Linked DNA regions of Homo sapiens: region 1 is linked to region 2. A link is an interaction called in ENCODE POLR2A ChIA-PET data of the cell type or tissue named here. Cell type or tissue: PC-3. All regions are shown on one strand. Each heading gives the region's core, and the rest is flanking DNA. Links, peaks and the distances in the headings are about the cores only.

Evidence for each region. ChIA-PET counts read pairs that join two places held together with the same protein. Peaks named below come from ENCODE experiments on the same cell type or tissue, not always from the same donor. Only the 100,000 strongest peaks of a DNase experiment are listed, where the experiment ranks them.
Region 1: POLR2A ChIA-PET joins it to region 2 with 8 read pairs; 2 of 35 experiments call an interaction of 5 or more read pairs at or near these places.

The regions. Positions count from the first base shown.
Region 1 is chrX:118,879,871-118,891,054 of GRCh38, forward strand. It overlaps LINC01285 (long intergenic non-protein coding RNA 1285), which reads left to right. Exons shown (of 7, transcript NR_110393.1): 7 at 1,908-2,145. Among named protein-coding and RNA genes, the nearest start is that of LINC01285, 46 kb to the left of the region's middle. In PC-3, for the core only: no CTCF peak of the experiment used is centred there; a DNase peak (open chromatin) is centred at 4,881; H3K4me3 peaks cover 2,550 bases; H3K27ac peaks cover 2,805 bases.
Region 2 is chrX:119,059,464-119,070,647 of GRCh38, forward strand. No RefSeq gene overlaps it. Among named protein-coding and RNA genes, the nearest start is that of CT47C1, 7.9 kb to the right of the region's middle. In PC-3, for the core only: a CTCF peak has its summit at 7,772; a DNase peak (open chromatin) is centred at 7,758.

The sequences.
Region 1 (11,184 bases), core at 2,881-6,880, 180 kb before region 2:
ATAAATGAGCTCATAGTACATGTATTATTCTATCATTTGCTTTTTTTTAAAAAAGAAATAACAGCTTTATTGAGCTATAATTCACACACTACACAATTCACACATTTAAAGTGTGCAGTTCAATTATTTTTAATATATTCATGGATGTGTGCAACCACTGCCATAGTCAATTTTTAGAACATTTTCATCACCTCAGAAGGAAACCCTGTATCCTTTAGCTATCGCCTCTTTATCCTTCAACCCTTACCAACCACTAATCCACTTTCAGTCTCTATAGATTTCCCTATTCTGGACTTTGATATTAATGGAAGAATATGTGATCTTTTGTGACTGGCTTATTTTACTTAGCACAGTGTTTTCAAGGTTCATTTATGTTGTAGCATGAATCAGAACTTCATTCTTTTTATTGCTGAATAAAATTGCTCTTGGAGGCCAGGCATGGTGGTGCACACCTGTAATTTCAACACTTTGGGAGGGTGAGGCAGGTGGATCACTTGAGCTCAGGAGTTCAAGACCAGCCTGGGCAACATGGCAAAACCCTGTCTCTACAAAATACAAAAAATTAGCTGGATGTAGCATTGTGTTCCTATAGTCACAGCTACCCAGGAGGCTGAGGTGGGAGGACTGCTTGAGCCTGGGAGGCCAAGGCTGCAGTGAGCCATGATTGTGCTATGGCACTCCTGCCTGGACAACAGAGTGAGACCCTGTCTCAAACAAAATAAAACAAAACAAAACAAAACAAAAAACTTGCAACTTGCTCTTGGCATATCCATTGTGTGGATATACTACATTTTGTTTATCTATTTGTCATTTGGACATTTGGGTAGTTTCTACTTTTTATTTTATTTTTTGATGGACTCTCACTTTGTTGCCAGGCTGGAGTGCAGTGGCGTGATCTCGGCTCACTGCAACCTCCGACTCCCTGGTTCAAGTGATTCTCCTTCCTCAGCCTCCCAAGTAGCTGGCATTAGAGACACGTGCCACCACACCCAGCTAAGTTTTTTTTTTTTTTTTTTTTTTTTTTTTTTTTTTTAGTAGAGACAGGGTTTCACCATGTTGGCCAGGATGGTATCCATCTCCTGACCTCATAATCCACCTGCCTCAGCCTCCCAAAGTTTTGGGATTACAGGCATGAGCCACTGCACCCAGCCAGTTTCTACTTTTTGGCTATTATAAATAACATGGCTATGAGTATTCATGTTCCAGTTTTTGTGTGGACATATATTTTCATGTCTTTTGGGTGTGTATCTAGGAGTGGGATTGCTGGGTCATATGGTAACTCCGTGTTTAACATTTTGAGGAACTACTGGATTGTTTTTCAAAGTGGCTGATCCATTTTACATTCCCACCAGCAGTATATGAGGCTTCCAGTTTCTCCACATCTTTGCCAACACTTGTTAGTATCTGTCCTTTTGATTATAGCCATACTAGGGACTGTGATTTCACTTGCTTTTTTATTTAATGTGTATGGATTTTTTTCTGTATCAGTATATATAGATAGCTTGTGTGTGTGTGTGTATGTGTGTGTGTGTGTGACAGTCTCACTCTGTAGCCCAGGCTGAAATGCAGTGGCACGATCTCAGCTCACTGCAACCTCCGCCTCCCAGGTTCAAGCGATTCTCGTGCCTCAGCCTCCTGAGTAGCTGGGATTACAGGCTCCTGCCACCACGCCTGGCTGATTTTTGTATTTTTAGTAGAGACGGGGTTTTGCCATGTTGGCCAGGCTGGTCTCAAACTCCTGACCTCAGGTGATCTGCCCACCTGGGCCTCCCAAAGTGCTGGGATTGCAGACGTGAGCCACCACGCCCAGCTGATATCTTACATATTTAACTGCTGCATAATATTCCACAGAAACCATGCTTTTCAAGATATTCCTGCCTATATCATTGTGTTATTTCTTCCACCAGGGCGCAGCAGTCTGGAAATAGAAACAATGGTGGTGGATCAATTCAATTGATCCAGATTTGGAAGTTGCGTGGCAAGTGAGAAGGATTTGGATGGTAATGGTGAGAAAGGATTTGAAATAATTTATCAAACCTGGTTCAGATCAATCCTGGTGCATAAGTGACTAACAAGGAGCTGGAGTGGATGGCATAGCATAGTGGCTAGAACCCTAAAACAAGGGATTTTACATGAAAGTGGAAAGGTAACTGTTTGGTTTTGCATTTACCCATTCCCTCTGTTGAGTTTTTTTTTTTTAATACTGAGTTATTCACTACTTTGTCTTCTTTTTTTTTGAGACAGAGTCTCATTCTGTTGCTCAGGCTAGAGTACAGTGGCAATCTCGGCTCACTGCAGTCTCTACCTCCTGGGTTCCAGTGATTCTTGTTCCTCAACCTTCTGAGTAGCTGGGATTACAGATGCCCACTACCATGCCCAGCTAATTTTTGTGTTTTTATTAGAGATGGGGTTTCACCATGTTGACCAGGCTGATCTCGAACTCCTGACCTCAAGTAACCCACCCACCTCAGCCTCCCAAAGTGCTGGGATTACAGGCGTAAGCCACTGCACCTGGCCTGCTTTGCCTTCTTAAACAGATGATTCAGAACATAATATAACCTTGTCTTGTGACTCAGGGTGGCCATTATGATCATCTGCTTTTGACCTGGACCTCTGAGGCATGTAGCAATATGTCTTTCCTTATGTCTTTTCCCTAAGTGTGTTCCGGATTTTTGTGCTTTTGAAGAAGTTCTGAGATCAACGTATTCTTGGTTCTTCTAATGTGTAGCTGTTTGACTAAGGACTGACTCCATGCATCTCCTATGAAGTGAAGTTCATGGGTTTTATGACAGCAATTTTACATGCTGCTTAGATGCTTTTTTCTCATCTAGGTTTTTAGTTATATTATGGCAGAGATTATAAGAAATCTGATCTCTAGAGAAGTGCTGGTACTTCTTTAATTTGGCATAGACTATTTTTGGCAAGCTAGTTTTCTAGCATTGAACACTTTAATGAATAAGTTCATAGTCACCCTATCCACATTCTTTTTAATGGTAGAAAACTGTCTGTCTAATACAGTAGCCATTAGCTACATGTAGATTTTTAAATTTAAATATACATTAATTAAGAGTAGGCTGGGCATGGTGGTTCATGCCTGTAATCCCAGCACTTCAGAAGGCCAAAGTGGGTGGATCATTTGAGGTCAGGAGTTCAAGACCAGCCTGGCCAACATGGTGAAACCCCGTTTCCACTAAAAATACAAAAATTAGCTGGGCGTGGTGGTACACACCTGTAATCCCAGCTACTCGGGAGGCTGAGGCAGGAGAATTCCTTGAACCCAGGAGGCAGAGGTTTGCAGTAGCCGAAATCCGCCACTGCACTTCAACCTGGGTGACAGAGCAAGACTCCATCTCAAAAAAAAAAAAAGAAAGAAAAAATTCCCTTATTGTACTAGCCACATTTCAAGTGCTTAGTAGTCACATGTGGCTACTGGCTACCCTATTGGAAAGTGCAGATGTAGAACACTTTCATCATCAAATAAAGTTCTATAGAGCAGCAATGGTTTAGACATTGAGCCAGTCTCTTCTCAGGCTTCTTGTTTCCAAACTAGAGTCTCATGGTTTAAGTGCATCCTTGTACAAGCAACCATGCTCATACTATTCTCCAACACTCTCTGATTTCCAACCCCTGATCATTGTCATTTGCTCTCTATTAGTATTAATTTCCTATGGCTACTATAACAAATCATCACAAGTTTAGTGGCTTAAAACAACATAAATTTATTATCACATATGACATAGTTTTGATATTTGTCCCCTTCAAATCTCATGTTGAAATGTGACCCCTAATGTTGGAGGTGGAGCCCACTGGGAGGTGTTTAGGTTATGGGGGTTGATCCCTCTTGAATAGCTTGGTGCTGTCCCCATGATAATGAATGAGTTCTCACTCTATTAGTTTACAGGAGATCTAGTTGTTTACAAGTACATAGCATGCCTCCCCTCTCTCTATCACTCCCCCCTCACCATGTGACATGCCTGCTCACCCTTTGCCATCTGCCATGATTAGAAGCTTCCTGAGGTTCTCACCAGAAGCAGATGCTGGCATCATGCTGCTTGCTGCTTATACAGCCTGCAGAACTGTGAGGCAAATCAACCTCTTTTATTTATAAATTACCCAGTCTCAGGTGTTCCTTTATAGCCACACAAAACCAACTAAGGCAATACAGTTTTGGAGATTGAAGTTCAAAATCAGCCATTTTCCAGCTTCTAGATGCTGCCTACATTCCTTAGTTCATAGCTCCTTCCTCCGTCTTCAAAGCCTGCAGCGTAGCATCTTCAAGTCTCTCTGTGACTCTCTGACCTCCGCCTCCATAGTCACGTGACCTTCTCTGACTCTGACCTTCCTGCCTCTTTTATGAAGAGTCCGTAATAAAGATTAGGTCGCCTTGGCTAATCCAGAGCAATCATCTCATTTCAAGAATATTAACTTAATCACACCTGCAAAGTCCCTTTCAGCATTTTACCATTATGTTATACCGGTATGTTGTGAGGACCACTATTCAGCCTGCCACAGACAGTTTTCTACAGTGGCATTTTGTTTTCCTGTGATGGACAGTGATCCAGTGGTCCTTATTTTCCAGGACCAGAGTATGCTGGTCCAGCACAGAGTATGCTGATATCCCAAGGTTTTATATAAAGGGAGGATAATGTTTTAAAATCTTATTTTCTGTGAGAAAACATTTTAAATGGTCCATTTTCAAGGTATGATAAATCTAAGTACTGGCAGCCAGCCTGCGGACGTGACAAACCGCACAGCTCATGCACCTAGAAAGTCGCAATAAGCAAACAGAATGTAGAGGAGGAGTCAGCCTATAAAAGGGAAGAAAAAGTTTACAGAGTTATTGGAAAATCGAAACTTAAGCAGGGAAGGGGACTGGGTTATAACCTTATAAGGGATAATGAAACTTAGGTGACGTCCAGAAAGATTGTAACCCCACAGTATTTGACCAATGAGGAACTGGGGGAGGGACTTGCGTGCTAGGAGATAAATTACCTGCTGTAGCTGCCCCAGCTGTGCCTGCCTACCAGACACCCATTCTTGCACGATCACCATTAAAATTCTCTCTTCCATTGTTCTTTTGTGTCTCTGAGTCCATTCTTTGGGTTTGGACAGATGAATGTGTTTCTCACAAACTTGGGGGCCCATCTGGGATCTCTGTGCCTGCGTGGAGTTGGACTCCAGCCAAGAGGGGAGAGGCGTCCCACCTGATTTAAGTGGCCTGCTCTGTCTGGGAATCCCGGCTCCCTGCAGAGGCCATAGACAAACCTGAGACTGTTATTCAGGAGGCAGTGGAGGTGACACAGGGAGAAAAGCAGGCACCGTGGCAACCAGGCAACCTCATGTACGAGCCAAGGTAGGAAAATTGGACTGTGAGTATTGTCTTGGTGGTTGGGCATTTTTGGAGGTCGAGTGTGTGTGACTGAGACGTATCCTAGGTATGAAGCAAGTGTGGAGACCCAATTTGCGGTTCTGTTCTCTCGCGAGGGGAACAGCCAGAGACGGATGAAATGATTCTCGGTGTGTGCAAGAAACCTCTAGTGGGGGGCTTGAGTACACAGGGAAAAACTCAGACACAGATTGACGAAAATGGGAAACAGAAATTCTAGGCCTAGGGGACAAAGGAAAGAGGGAGCCAAAGAGACTCCCTCTGACATTCCCCCGGATAGTCCTTTAAGGAGAATGCTGCAGGTTTGGAGGGACAACCCTTGAACCAGGGACAAGGAAAAGGAAAAGATGATAAAGTATTGCTGTTTTACCTGTCCCAAAGACCCCATTCGCAAGCCTTCAGTCTTTTGATTTAAGTTTGGCTCAGATGAGAACTGGGTGTGCCAAGCTTTAATTCTCTATGTGAATGATAAAACCCCATTCTAGGCCGGGCACGGTGGCTTACGCCTGTGGTCCCAGCACTTTGGGAGGCCGAGGTGGGTGGATCACGATGTCAGGAGATCGAGACCATCCTGGCTAACACAATGAAACCCCATCTCTACTAAAAATACAAAAAATTAGCCAGGTGTGGTGGTGGGCGCCTGTAGTCCCAGCTACTTGGGAGGCTGAGGCAGGAGAATGGCGTGAACCCGGGAGGCGGAGCTTGCAGTGAGCTGAGATCGCACCACTGCACTCCAGCCTGGGCGACAGAGCAAGACTCCACTAAAACAAAACAAAACAAAATAAAACAAAACAAAAAACAAAAACCATCCTCACAAGAAGAGATAGGTTATGCTCTCTGCTGGATCAAAGAATTAACCCCCACGTTCCCCATCAAAGAAGAAGAAAAAGAGCCTAGTAAAAAGCTCTTGCCCAGTGAAAAGCCCTGGGACCCCCTATCATGCTTGCCCCTCCATACAGCTCACAAAATAGGGGACAGGAAGATCAAGGGGGCAACAGGAGGGTTAGAGGAAGAAAGACCTGGAGACCATGGGGGAACCAAACCAATTGCTCCTTTAAGTCCTCATCCAAATTTAAGAAAAAGAACAGTGTAAGAGGGATATTAAGAACTTCCTTATCCTGTCCACACAGCAGGCATCTAGCATGCTCCCTCTTAGAGAAGTTCCCATGGGACAGGGAGAGACTGGCTTTGTAAATGCTCCTCTTACAAGTTCTGAAGTTAGGAATTTCAAGAAGGAAATGAAACCACGCCTAGAAGATCCCCTCGGTTTAGCAGACCAGCTGGACCAATTCCTAGGAACCAGCTTTTACACCTGGGCTGAAATGATGTCTATCATGAATATTCTGTTCACAGGAGAAGAAAGGGGAATGATTAGGAGAGCAGCCATGACCATCTGGGAGAGGCAACACCCTCCCAGGCAAGGAGTCTTGCCAACCAAACAAAAATTTCCAAATGTCGATCCTAAATGGGATAATAATGATCCCAGGGACTGGACCCAAATGCAGGACCTCAGGGAACTAATAATTAAAGGGATCAAAGAGTCCACTCCTAGGACACAAAATGTCTCAAAGGCATTCAAGATTCAACAAGAAAATGAGGAAACTCCCTCTGCATTCCTGCAGAGGTTCCTGAGAAAATACTCTAGATTAGATCTGGAGGACCCAGTAGGGCAAGGCCTTTTGAAGGTTAACTTTGTAACTAAGAGCTGGCCTGACATTACAAAAAAATTACAAAAGAGTAATGAATGGAATGAGAAACCAGTTGAAGAATTACTGAGGGAAGCTCAGAAGGTCTTTGTAAGGAGAGAGGAAGAGAAGCAGAAACAAAAAGCGAGAATCATGGTTTCCACTGTGGAAAAGGTAGTCAGAAGAAGGTTAGATCAAGATCCCTCTTGAAGGAAACAATGGGATAATAGATTTTGACACAGAGGAAGAAGGGAAAAGCTCCTAAGACTATGAGTTGATGTTACAAGTGCGGAAAACCAGGGCATTTTAAGAGAGAATGTCCTGAATGGAAAAAAGAAGAAAAAATGATCCCCTTCATGACGGTTGATGAAGACAAGGGGGGCCAGGGGTTCCTTCTGAGTAGGACCCTCCAGGAACCGCTGATAAATGTGAAGGTGGGACCCGAGGGAGAAGAAGTGACAGTTTTGGTTGATACTGGGGTGGCTTGCTCCTCCCTAATTCACCAACCAAGGGGTACAGAAGTCTCTAAGAAAAAATTGACAGTATCGGGGTAAAAGGGGAGGGATTTCAGGTTCTGATATTCAAGGAAATGTTAATTAGATTGGGACCTGAACAAATTGAGGTGTGACTCTTATATGTTCCTGAAGCAGGAACTAACCTCCTTGGTCAAGACCTGATTGTGAGATTGGGTTTAGGATTAGGAATAGAGGAAGGACAAATAAAAGTAATGATGGGCCTCCTAACAAAGCAAGAGGAAAGAAAAATTAATCCCCTTGTGTGGATTAGGGAAGGCAACAGGGGAGGGTTAAAAATCACACCCTTACAGATTAAACTAAAACAACCAGGAGAAGTAGTTTTCAGAAAACAGGCCAGGCACAGTGGCTCACGCCTGTAATCCCAGCATTTTGGGAGACTGAGGTGGGCGTATCATGAGGTCAAGAGATCGAGACCATCCTGACCAACATGGTGAAACCCCGTCTCTACTAAAAATACAAAAATTATCTCGGCATGGTGGCACACACCTGTAGCCCCGGCTTCTCAGGAGGCTGAGGCAGGAGAATCACTTGAACCTAGGAGGCGGAGGTTGCAGTGAGCTGAGATCATGTCACTGCACTTCAGCCTGGCAACAGAGTGAGACTCCGTTTCAAAAAAAAAAAAAGAAAGAAAAAAGAAAGAAAAAGAAAACAATATCCCATTTCTACTGAAGGGAGAAAAGATCTCCAACTGGTAATAGAGGGATTGATTAAAGATGGACTATTAGAACCCTGCATGTCACTATACAATACTCCAATTTTCCCAGTCAAAAAGCCTGATGGGTTCTATAGATTGGTGCAAGATCTAGGGACTATGAATCAAATTGTCCAGACCCACCATCCTGTGGCACCTAACCCCTACGCCCTCCTTAATAAGATACTCTATGAACATAAGTGATTCAGTGTGGTGGGTCTAAAAGATGTATTCTGGGCATGTCCCCTAGATCTTAGGAGCAGGGACCTCTTTGTCTTTGAATAAGAAAATCCTATAACTGGGAGAAAACAACAGGACTGCTAGACTGTGCTGCCACAAGGTTTCATGGCAGCCCCAAATGTATTTGGTCAAATAATAGAAAAAGTCCGGGAGGAATTCCAACCTTCCAGGGGAACCCAGTCATTACAATATGTAGATAATCTTTTAATTTCTGGGGAGAGGAGGGCCGAGGTATCAGAAACCACCATAAGCTTGCTTAATTTCCTAGGAGAAAGGGGATTGCAAGTCTCTAAGAACAAATTGCAGTTTGTAGAAAAAGAAGTTAAATATTTAGGACACCTGATTAGTGAAGGGAAGTGGAGAATAAACCCAGAGAGAATATCTGGAATAGTGGGCCTGCCTTTGCCTAAGACAGAGAGAACTCCGAAAATTTTTAGGTTCAACTGGCTACTGCAGGTTGTGAATTGACTCATATGCTCAAAAGACAAAAATTCTGTATCTCAAGTTACTAGAAGAGGAACCCGATCCCATGCAATGATCCCCATAGGAAATTCAGGTAGTGAAAGAGCTAAAGCAGGCCCTCATTACTGCCCCGGTCCTGGCCCTCCCATCTTTAGAGAAACCATTCCATCTGTTTGTAACAGTAGACCAGAGTTTGGCCTTGGAGTGCTCACTCATACCGGGGGAGGGAAGAGGCAACCTGTTGCTTTTGTCTCCAAGCTTCTTGAGCCTGTCTCTCGGGGGTGGCCTGAATGTGTGCAAGCAGTAGCTGCCACAGCCCTGCTGGTAGAGTCAAAAGCTAACTTTGGTGGGGCCCTAATAGTAAGCACCCACACCAAGTCAGGAATATATTAAATCAAAAAGCCAGGAGGTGGTTAATGGATTCTTGGATTCAAAAATATGAAGCCATGTCACTAGAAAAAGATAATTTGGCTGTAACAACAGATACTTGCCTGAATCCAGCCAGTTTCCTATGGAAAGGAGAGAAGAACAAAGAGACATCAGACCATAACTGCTTAGATATCATAGAATACCAAATCAAAGTTAGACCAGACCTTAAGGAAGCTCCACTACATGATGGGATAAGGCTGTTTGTGGATGAGTTTTCCCAAGTGACAAATGGCAAGAGACATAATGGTTATGCTGTTATTGGTGGAAATAGTTAACCAAGTAATGACCCTAAAAGGGTAGAAATAATTGAGGTAAAGGATTTAAGGCAAACTTTAGAAATTGAGACAGGGTACAGGGATGTGAATGCCTGGTTCAAATTTTCAGTACAAGCCCTCAACAAGAGTAATTGCTGGCTGGGCGCAGTGGCTCACGCCTGTAATCCCAACACTTTGGGAGGCTGGGGCAGGCAGATCACGAGGTCAGGAGATCGAGACCATCCTGGCTAACACAGTGAAACCCCGTCCCTACTAAAAATACAAAAAATTAGCCAGGCGTGGTGGCACGTGCCTGTAATCATAGCTACTCGTGAGGATGAGGCTGAGGCTGAGGCAGGAGAATCGCTTGAACCCGGGAGGCGGAGTTTACAGTGAGCCGAGATCATGCCACCGCACTCCAGCCTGGGTGACAGAGCGAGAGTCCGTCTCAAAAAAGAAAGTAATTGCTATGTGCGTGCTGCGGGACGACCTCAGGCCCAGGTGATTCCATTTCCCCTAGGATGGGATACCGATCCTGAAGGCATGCATTGCATGTTGGCTCTATACCAGGACAAAGATGCATGGGAAATGAGACTTGTAAGAGCCTGTCATTGTTCTTTCCTGCATTGTGGTGGTCAGATCCCAGAGCAATCCCCTCATTCTCTATAGGGAATATGAACCACTCCTCTTGTCTCTCTAGGCAGGGGGCAGAGTTCAATAAGCCCGTGGGAGAACTCTCGTACTTGTACCCACATCCTAATTGTCACTGCTGAGTCAGGCAATGGCAATTACTCAGCTCTCCATATACTCTGGGCTGTTGTCTGGTGGTATTGTGGGAAAGGGGACCTCCATAACCTGTTAGTTACTGTCCAACTGGACCAGGACTTGTGCTTTAGTCCAATTGGCCATTCCTTTCACCCTGGCATTCCATAAGATACCCGAAAATACACATGGCCACCAAAACCAGACAGATTTGACAAATTCTTTTGATCCCAATATATATATTGACTCGACAGGAGTCCCCAAGGGGGTGCCTAATGAATTTAAGGCCTGAAGCCAAATAGCTGCTGGGTTTGAGTCAGCACTCTTTTGGTGATCAATTATTAATAAGAATGTGGATTGGATTAACTATATCTGTTATAATCAACAGAGATTCATCAATTGTACTCAGGACGCCCTCAAAGAGGTGGCTAGCGAGTTTGATGCCACCAGCCAAATGGCCTGGGAAACAGACTTGTGCTAGACATGATACTAGCAGAAAAAGGGGGTGTATGTGTTATGCTAGATGGGAAATGTTGTACTTTCATTCCCAACAATATTGCCCCAGATGGGACCATCACCAAAGTTTTACAAGGACTGACAACTGTAGCCAATAAACTGGCAGAAAATGCTGGAATTGACCCATTTACAGACTGGCTAGAAGGTTGGTTTGGAAAATGGAAAGACATGGTAGCTTCAATCCTTACATCTCTCATAATTGTGGCAGGAGTCTTAACAGCAG
Region 2 (11,184 bases), core at 5,485-9,484:
CATAGTGAGACCCCCATCTCCACAAAAAATTAAAAAATCAGTTAAGTGTAGTGGCGTGCCTCTGTAGTCCTAGCTACTCATGAGGCTGAAGTGGGAGGATCACTTGAGCCCAGGAGGTGGAGGTTGCAGTGATCTGAGATGGTGCCACTGCACTCCAGCCTGGGCAACAGAGCAAGACCCTGTCTTTAAAAAAAGCAATGTATGTGCATGCATGGAGTCAAGATATATATGGGAACTCTCTGTACTTTCTGCTCAATTTTTCGGTGAACCTAAAACTTCTCTAAAAAATAAACTCTATTAAAAAAGGCAATATATACTTATTGTAGAAAATTAAATTTACAAAGGTATAAAGAAGAAACTTAACATAACCCACAATCTTACCACCCAGAGACCACTATTGCCTTTTCTCTTTTAGTTTTTTCTGTGCATATATATTTATAACCATTTAAAAAATAAAATAATAATCATGCTGCAGATGTAAAGTAATTTAAGCATCCTATACCTACAGAAATAGCAAAATGTTAACACCAGAAATTAATGTGCCTTTCAGCAATAAAAAAAAGAATATATTTTGTTAACCGTATGGTCAAATAAAAATTTATTTTCACAATTGGTGGACACGCAAAGCAGTTGAAATAGTCTGAAAAAAAACTTGGACATATATAATTAAAGTGACAAACACATCTCTTTTTTCTCTCTCTCATCAGGATCTAAGCCAAGAAACTAAAAATAAAAACATGAATCAAGAATGATCCCAACAACCATGCTGGAAACTAAATATTTCATTTTTGTTTCACTAAAGATGTGTCATTAGTGTAACTAAGGAAAATTATACTCTAATTGGAAACACAACATGAAAAATTATACTGTATTGAATCCTGCACACAATAAATTGAAAAATGAAACCATGAAAAAATGCACAGAAAAAAGCAAATGCGACATTATACATAAAAATAAGAATATGACACACTGAAAACTATAAAGTATTGATGAAATTGAAGAAGACATAAATAAATAAAAAGATATCCTGTGTTCATAGGTTGGAAGAATTAATATTATTAAAAAGTACAGACTACCCAAAGAAATCTACAGCTTTAATGCAATCCTTGTCAAAATTCAAGTGACAAGGGTCACAGAAATGGAAAAAAAATCCTAAAATTTGTATGGAACCTCAAAATACCCCAAATAGCCAAAGCAATCTTGACCAAAAGCAACAAAGCTGGAAGCATCACACTACTTGATTTCAAAATATACTACAAACTACAGTAATCAAAACAGCATAGTACTGGCATAAAAATAGACATTTAGACAAACGGAACAGAATAGATAGCCCCCAGATAAGTCAACACATTTATAGTCAATTGATCTTTGAAAAAGTGCCAAGAGCACACAATGAGGAAAGGACAGTTTCTTCAATAAAGTGCACTGGAAAACTGGATATCCACATGTCTCCTTTGAAAAAGAATGAAATTACACCGTTTTCTCACACCATATACAAAAATAAAAGAGATTAAAGACTGAAATGTAAGACCTGAAATTTAAAACTACTAGAAGAAAACATAGGGGAAATAACTTCTTGACATCAGTCAGGGCAATGATTTTTGGACTATGACTTCCAAATCATAGGCAACAAAAGCAAAAATAGATGATTGGGATTGCATCAAACTAAAAAACTTCTGCACAGCCAAGGAAACAATCAACAGAGTGAAAAGACAACCTACAGAGTGGAAAAAAAAATTTGCAAGCCATGCATCTGATAAGGGGTTAATATCCAAAATATATAAGGAACTCAAACACTCAATGGTAAGAAAACAAATAACTCAATAAAAAATGAGCAAGGGACCTAATAGACATTTCTGAAAAGAAGACACCAATATGGCCAACAAGTATATAAAAAAATGCTCAACAGGCTTAATCATCAGGGAAATACAAATTAACACTACAATGAGATCACTTCACACGTGTTAGAATGGCTATTATCAGAAATATGAAAGAAAAGTGCTGGCGAGGATCTGAAGAGAAAGGAACCCTTGTCTATTGTTTGTGGGAATGTAAATTGGTACAGCCATTGGGGAAAACAGTGTAGAGTTTCCTTAAAAAATTAAAAATAGAACTACCATATGATCTAGCAATCTCACTTTTGGGTATATATTCAAAAGAAATGAAATCAGTATGTCAAAGAGATATCTGCAATCCCGTGTTCGTCACAGCATTATTCACAATAGCTAAGATGTGAAATTAACCTGTGTCCATTGATGAATGAATGGATAAAGCAAATGTGGTATATATACACAATGGAATACTATTCAGCCTTAAGAAAGAATGAGATCCTGTCATTTGTGATAATGTGGATGAACCTGGAGGACATTATGCTAAATGAAAGAAGCCAGACAGGTACAGAAAGACCAATACTGCATGGTCTCACTTATATGTGAAACCCAAAAAAGTTGAACTCATAGAGGCAGAGAGTAGAATGATGGTGGCCAGGGGCTGGGAGTGAGGGCAGTGGAAATATGTTGGTAAAAAGGAACAAAGTTTCAGTTATGTAGGATGAATAAATTCTGGAAATCTACTGTACAGCATGGTGACTACAGTTACAGTATTGTATACTTGAAAATGCTAAGAGACTAAATCTTAAGTATTCTTACCACCACAAAATAATAAGTGAGTTGATGGGTACGTTAGTTAGCTTGATTTAATCGTTTCACAATATGTATATATATATATATATATTACAACATCATGTTGTATACTGAAAATATATACAATTATTTTATTTGTCAATTATACCTTAATAAAGCTGAGGAATAAGTGAGTATATAACTATGTACCTATCAGAATGGCTAAAATAAGAAATAATGATAACAATGCATGCTGGTGAGGATGAATATTTGGCACTTGTGAAAGGTGGGGGTTTGCTAATGGTGATAGTTCAGGAATTTTCCCTGGAGACTCTTCAAATCAGAGGTAGCAGGCCTTTATACACATGTAATTCTATGATTTTTCCATATGTGGGAAAATTTATATTTGGCTAAATGTGCAGCCAGCTGCTTGGCAACATTTCCCAGGAGAGCTGGGATTGCAGTAAAAAGTGACCATTTCTGGCACTGTTTTTGGAACACCCTAGATTGGCTTCAATGGTTTCAAAGGAACATTTTTGCACAATTTCCTCAAAATTAATTATCCCAATTCATTTTATACCAAAGATAATTTAAGGCAGGAAATGCCCCCTGAAAATCCTTCTATCTAAATTGTATTTTATCCCCAGTTCTTCCTCCACAAAACCGTCTTAGACTCACTTGGCCCACAGTGAGCTCTTCCTGTGAGAATTCCTCCTGTATTTATGATACAAGTTCAGGTGGCCTTTCAGAGGCCATGTAATTTAGCACATTCTTCTGGGTCTATGTTCTTGCTCCGTTTGTCAGCGATTGGCTCTCTCCCCAATCAGGCTGTCTACTCCTTGAGAATAAGGTTGGTGTCAGATAACCTTAGTCATACTCCTCCCCCAGCCCTCTCAGTGGGTTAGCATAGTTTAGAACCAAACGTGTGTTCAAAAACATGCAATTGAGAATGGGCGTGGGGATGACATAAAGTCTGTGTCCCTGTAAAGCGCTTAAAAAATGGCTTCAAGAGCTCCTTGCACAAACACCAATTGCAATTTTCTCCTGGATGCTAAAACCATGTGTACATTATGTTGGGCTCTGTATTTAACCAGCCTGAAGTCTAGACTTATCTTCCCTGGGCCCTCAGCCAGAGATTACAGAGAAAAAGCAGCCTTGGGTGAATGTCTTGTTTGGAAGCGGAAAGACCTTGTTCAAGTGTTGGTGTAGGAACAGCAGCAGACAGGAGCTGAGCTACCTCCCTACCACCCCTCACTGGGGAGTGATCAGTAAAAAAGGAAATTTCTATGCACAGTAGATTGTGAGATTGTGCTCTATTGGCAGCTGCTGAGTAGTAGTGCTGAGATAGAAACCAAGGCAGGTTGGATCCACAAGCTGTGCTCTCAACCACTAGGTTACACTGTCTCTGACGATGGTCCCCTGTTAATGAACATACTTGCTGTTTCTGGTTTTCAAACATTTGCAGTACTCTTCCTTCGTTCATTGAGCAGGGACTCTCTCTCTCTCTTCTTATCTGTCCTATCTATCTTTTATCTGTCTATCTATCTACCTATCTATCTATCTATCTATCTATCTATCTGTCTTTTTTTTTTTGAGATGTAGTCTTGCTCTGTTGCCCAGGCTGGAGTGCAATGGTGCGATCTCTACTCACTGCAAACTCCACCTCCCGAGTTCAAGCAATTCTCCTGCCCCAGCCTCTCGAGTAGCTGGTATCACAGGCGCGCATCACCACACCTGGCTAGTTTTGTATTTTTCAGTAGAGACAGGGTTTTACCATGTTGGCCAGGCTGGTCTCGAACTCCTGACCTCGGGTGATCCACCTGCTTCGGCCTCCCAAAGTTCTGGGATTACAGGCATGAATCACTGCTCCCAGCATTTTTCTTTCTTTTATCTGTCTATCGTGTTCCCTGTTATATCCCCGGTGCCTGACAATGGTTGCTAAGGAAAAGTTGCTGAAAGAAGTCCCTCTTGTATCCCTACAGTGCTCTGTGATTGCCTCTGTCATTTTACTTACCATGCTGTGTTGTATGAGGTGGGGCTGCACTTATTTCAGACATTTCTTTGTTTCATGGAATTTTTTAAATGAACCCTAGTAGGAGGGATGCATCCATACCCCTCAATCATTTTAGTGATATTGTCAATGTCTTTTGGCCAAAGATCACTAGGCACACACATGTTGATCAACCTGGGTTTATTACTTGTTGAAGTGAGGGGGCATGTACACCGTGAAGAACTGTGAGGCATCTCAAGAACAGTATGTTAGAAAAGATTTGTTATAGGATTTGGGCATTGGCTAGATGACTGGGGGAAGGTCAAAAAAAGCTATGGTTTGCCCTATATTGGATGCTGTCAGACAGTAGAACAATTCTGTGATCAAGTATTTCAATAAGTTTTAGCTAGAGGGAGGGTAGAGTAGAGGGAAGCTACAGCTCTAGTTAGTAAAGAGTAGCAGTCATTCATTTTAGCTGGGAGAGGGATGTTTTGTCATTTCTGTGGTTTGGACAGTGTTCACATTTTGTCTGGTTTCAGCCATTACAGAGTTATCTTGCTTCTGCCTTGATCCATCATAGTCACAGAGTTGCCTTGTCTGATATTGGCATTCTGTGGATTTATGTTCAACAGAACAACAAGACCTAGTTTGGTGTTGCTGCTAGTGCTAGGCCAGCTCCTAGCAACAGCAAGGCCTAGCTGATGGTACTAGTCCAACTCCTGGATGGTAGGAGATGCTTTTCTCTTTCTCATATGAGTATTTTACCAGAAGGGCATGTGCAGGGAGCTACCTTAAGTGCATTTCAAATAGGCTCCTGAATACCTCCATCCATCCCACAGGTGTTCTACCTCCAAAGCCCTGTTCTCTGACCCCACTGCATTGCTCTGTTTCCATCTATCCAACCCCTGCTCTATTTCTGGGCCAAGTCCTACCTCTTCTACGAAGACATCTCTGACCACTCCACACCAAAATACTTTCTCACTACTCTGATCTCGGTGCCTTTACTGTTTGATCTGTTTCTTTGACATTTTCTGGTTATATCAAGACTCTCCGGCTCACTACCATATCCTAAGGCCTAACACTACATATGGTCTAGTGAAGCGGTAGCATGTACTGCTATTTAACCTTTAATGCATAGGTTTTGTCCCCCCAGCTGAACTCCAAGCTACTCGAGGGCAGGAATTATATGCTGAGGACCCATATGTTGCTTATGTGCCAGGCTTTGTTCTAAGATTTTACATATATTAGTTCATTTAACACTCACAACAAGCCTATGTGATAAGTGCTCTTATTATCTACATTTTTCGTATTTTAAAAAACCCACTGAAGTTCAGGGAGGCTAAATAACTACCCAAGATCACGCAGGTACTAAGTGGCAGAGCTTGGGTTAAAATCCAGGCAGTTCAGCCCCCGAGTTTGACAAATTCTTTGTTTTATATTCACAGCAGGGACATCTGGAATTAAAACGTACCATCCTCTGGAGAAAGTCATCCTTATTCATTTTTTCCCTGGACCTGAGGTGCCTCTCAAGGAGTTGGAGAAATCAGAATCTCCCTAATAGAGATGAGCTCAAGGGTAAAAAAAAAAAAATGTGATGGATAAGATCTAAGCTTACTACACAGATAAATGACTGCATATTACCCGCATACCAAAGCACTTTTTCCTTTACAAAACCCTTGCCTGCAAATTCCTTCAAAGAGAAAGCACCCTAATGCATTTCAAATAAGCTCTCTGTATGCAACATTTCCCTTTTCAGCCCTCCCGCATCTCTCCCCACCCGCTCCAACTGTCAGTGGAGTGGCTTGAGTGGGAACTGCTATAGGTTTTTAGAACTTATGGTAGTGAATGTGTGTCCTTTTAACTTCCAGAAGACTCTGGAGGTCAGTGGGCTGGTGAGGCAACCTGTTGCCAAACAGTGCCAAATGGTCATTTGAAGCTAAACCAGCCCAGAGGATGAGCTGTGGGCTGTACTGCAAAGGGAGTTGTTTGGTTGTTGGCATGGGGCTTCCTGAACTAGACCTGTCAAAGAGCCCATGGAGCTATCTTGAAATGTTCTTTAGTTACAGTCCTTTACAGTAGCTCCTTCAATTGCCCCATCGATAGCCCTGCCATGAGAAACAAGAACCCCTTCTGCAAGCCATTTGGAATATAGAGGAAGGGGAAATCATTATCTATCTATCTATCTATCTATCTATCTATCTATCTATCTATCTATCTGGCCAAGAGTGGCCTGATTTTTGTTCTCATTTCTTTGAACTGAGGTCCACTCCGTTATAACCTTGCTTTGTTCTTTCCCAGTCCTAGACTGCCATAGATAGTGGGCTTGCAGCTTTGTATGGAGGCATTCATTGGGCACCAGTGCACTGACAGTCTCTGAAGAATTATTAGGTCAGCTGGTTCCAAAGCATTTCAGGCTGATTAAGGCCCTGGAAGAATCTTTTTCCTAGCCCCTTCTGTTACCTCTTCCGTGCCTTCCCCTCCAGTTCACTCAGAGGCTGGTTCATGACCAGTTGCAAAAAGCAGGGTAGTAGCGCATACGAATCTTCTCTCTAAATCCTCTTCAGATGTATTTCACTTATAATACGTGTTCTTGAAAATATGCATTAATAAAATTGTGTTTGCTTGAATAGAGAAGCTACCATCACTGTGTGGATTAGAATGGCATTGGTGTAAAAATCTATGAAGATAATACATGCCAAGTTAGATCAATGCAGTTTGGTAGGTGGTATCTCCTTAGATCCTCACAATGCCACCCTTATCCTCCGGTTACAAGTAAGGAAACTGAGGAAGAGTGATTCCCAGAAAAAGAAGAGGAAGACAAGATAAAGAGGTAAAAGATAAGAGAAGAAAAGTACGGGAAGTTTTGGGCAGAAGGTAAGAGGATATTGGTAGAGCTTTGTGGGGGTGGGTTAGGAGAGGTGAGGGGAAGCTTTTAGGTAAGGACAGATGTCCTTATTGTGAATCTGGAAGGGCACAGAAAAGAAACCAAAACTTAAACATTTCTGGAGGCACTGCCTGGGCCACCCTCCTGGAATGAGAAGATCTGAGGTCAGAGTAGCTAAAAAAAAAAAAAAAAAAAAATCCTTCTATAAATTATGCCTTCTCTTGGAGCGAAGTGCGACCTCTACTCTGAAACAGAGTCATACAGCACCACTCAGTGGCAGTCTCTCGGTAGTGCACCGAGAGTGTCTGCAGCAGCCACCCGGACCCAATGAATCAGAACCTTGAAAGACAGAGGAGAGGCGGTTATGTTATTTTATTTAATCCCCACGAGGTTTTGATGTGATGCCACATTTGAGAATTTCAGGCCAAACTTGTGCTTTCTCTATGATATGAAGACTTTTTAATTTAATCCCCATGAGATTCTGATGTGCTGCCACATTTGAGAATTTCTGGCCACACTTGTGGTTTCTCTATGACATGAAGGCTTTTTCTGATGCCAATCAGTGTGGCAGGAGGCACCTGGGCAAAGCAGAACCTAGACCCTCTCTTTGCTCTTTGCATTCTCTTCTCAGGAGTTTCCTTCTTTCTCATCAACTATCACTTCTCAGTGCATGATTATGTATTAGGTGCTGTGGTGATATAGCATGGCACAAGACAAACAAGATGTCTGTTCTCATGGAGCTTACAGGGAGAAAGACAGCAAATCTATACTTACAGATGGTGATAGGTTCTATGAAGGTAGTAGACAGATATGGCAGTGAGACAGAAAATAACTGAGGTCAGAGAAGGCCTCTTTGAGGAGTTGACATTGAAGCCAAGACTTGAAGGTTGAGAAGAAGCCAGCCATGGGAAGAGTAGAAGCAAGGTCTTGCACACCAAGGAGCACAGCTTGGCAAGAGGACTGCAGGCTAGATTTCGGCCCACCCTACACCTCAGCTGGATACCTTTGTGTAGAGAACAATCTGCACGATCTTACATGAGAGTAGGGGGTAAGGGGATTGTTCCAGCAGATGGAATTTCATGTGTAGGCAAGAACATGTATTCTAGAAATTATGAGAACAGTGCCAGGAAAAGACTAGATCACAAAGGGTCTTATGGGGTAAGATAAGGAGTTTGTATCTTATTTAATTCACAAGAAGCCAGTGAAGGTTTTTAAACAGGATGACTGAAAGATATGAATTATATTCTTTAAAAAACTCTCTAGTTGTGCAGAGAATCCACTGGAAGGGGAAAAACCAGTTAGGAGGCTATTGAGTAGTCAAATCAGAAATGCTAAAGGTTTGCATTAGAATGAGAGTATTAATAGTTGAAGAGATGAGAAGTGGACAGATTTGAGAGACGTTTAGGAGGTAAGCCGACAGATGGAATGGATGTAGAAAAGAATTAAAGAGGGCAACCAGGTTTCCGATGAAAGCATCTTGGTGGGTAGAAGTGCCATTTCCTAAGAGGAAAGAACAAGCAGAGAGGAGGAGCAAATCCAGAATGACATTTTAGCTACTTCAAGTTGGAGAGATCTGTGAGATACTCAAGTGGAGATGCCAAGTCAAATTTGTTATAAACTTGGAAGAGGGGTTTGAGACACAGATATCAATTTGGAAATTATAATCATTGGGTTATCTTCAAGGCCTTGAAACAAAGATTAGATCACTGAGGGAAGGGAGTATAGAAAGGCAAAGTCCCAGAACAGAGCCCAGAGAAACTCTAGTTTGGGGGAATGAGGTAAAGAGTGGCCAAAGAGGAGAAAACTCAGAAAACTGTAATGCCACAGAAATCCTGAAAGGGGCTGTTTAAGGAAGAGTAATGTGGGTAGCTGCTGCTGAAGGATCAAGAAAACTGAGAATAGAAAGAGACTGATGGCTTTGACCACATGGTGGTCATTGCAGACCATAGTCGGAGCAAGGGCACCAAACTGGAAAAATAAGAAGTGGTGGTCAGAGTGTGGAATTCTTAAGATTTTTTAATCTTGAGATTTTGGGAGTGATGTATATTTTCATTAAGAAAGGTCTAGGATCCTTGGCATGGTCCTGAGAGTAAGTGGATGAGGTAGGGTAGATGGCAAATTATTGGAAATGTAGAAGCTGAGAAACAGAAACGTTTGTGTGTTCAATGGCAAAATTGTCAAAGATTTAGGGTGGAGGGAAAGTGTAGTGAAACTGTGGTTGCCAAGCAGTCTTGAGCGTGCTCATGACCACAAATTTTTAGTGAATTTAGTCAACCAACTTTCAATATTTTTATCTGCTTCATTTAGTGGCAAGGAAAAAGTAATATAGTGCAATTCAACTAGAGTTTGGGGTTTTGCCTAGTAGATATGATAGACAGCTAAGAGGAGAAAGGGAATGGAGTGAGTGAGTAGGTATCAGTTTCCTATTGCTGCTGTAACAAATCACCACAAACTTTGTGGCTTAAAATACAGACTTAAAATATTAGAGTTGCAGAGGTCAGAAGTGTCATTGAGCTGAAATCAAGGTGTGGGCAGAGCTGTATTCCTTCTGGAGACTCTAGAGGAGAATCTGTTTCTTTGACTTTTCCAGCTTCTACAGCCTGCCCACTTTCACTGGCTTATAGTTTCCTTCCTCCATCTTTAAAGCCAGCAACATCAGGCCAAGTCTTTCTCATGCTGCCATCTCTTTGGTTCTCTCTTCTAATTCCCTCTCCCACTTTTAAGGATGCTTGTGACTGCATTGGGCCTATCTGACTAATCCAGAATAATCTCCCTATCCTAAAGTCAACTGATTAGCAACACTAACTCCATCTGCAACCTTAATTCCCCTCTGCCAGGTAACCTAACAGACCCACAGGGTTCTGGGGATTAGGACATGGGCATCTTTGGGGAGGCCAGCATTCTGCCTGTGATAATAGCAACACATAATGGATGGAATTTAAACTGGGTAAGTAGGCAAATGAAGAAGATGGTAGGAAGGTAGAGTGAAAAAGTGGCTAGGTCAGCAGATTGGGGAAATAATCTGATGGGATTGAAACATTGTAGCAGTAGAGAAGAAATTTTCTAAATGGTGCCATTTCTGGTAATGGAAAAGGCTAGTGTAGGACCATGGGGGTAAGTATCTGATGTAAGTTTGTAGAAAAGATCAGATGAGGAGGTCACGGAAGTGGAATTCCAGGTCATGGGATAAGTCATCCCTGTGGATGTTAAAGTCACGAAGAATGATGAACAAACTTCAGTGTAGGAAAGAAGACTGATGATGCAAGAAAGGCATAAACCCCACAAGCTAGATAAGCCTGTAAGTGAAAAGGAGCCTGTGGTGGTGCAGACTTGCCCAGAATCAGAAGGATGGAGCCCTGACATGCAACTCCACTCCCAGGGGCTGAGCTCAAAGTTACAGAGTCTGTGCAATGACCCCCTTGGGATGTGGAAGTCAAAGTCAAATCCCAAGAGAGACCAGCATTCCAGACTGTCCCTCGCCCCTCCCGTGGCTTCCATGAGAAGCAGGAAGTGCTGGGCTTGAGGACCGTGGGCTCTACCTGGCCTGGAAGGAGATGGCACTCCTGTGCCAGAGTAGGCACAAAGTAGGCACCCGCAGCCTACTCTGGCTGTGACACAGTAGACTAGGAGGCAAGCAAGGGACCAAGTCACTCCCTGTATGTCAAGGGTGGGGGAAGGGTCTCCCATGA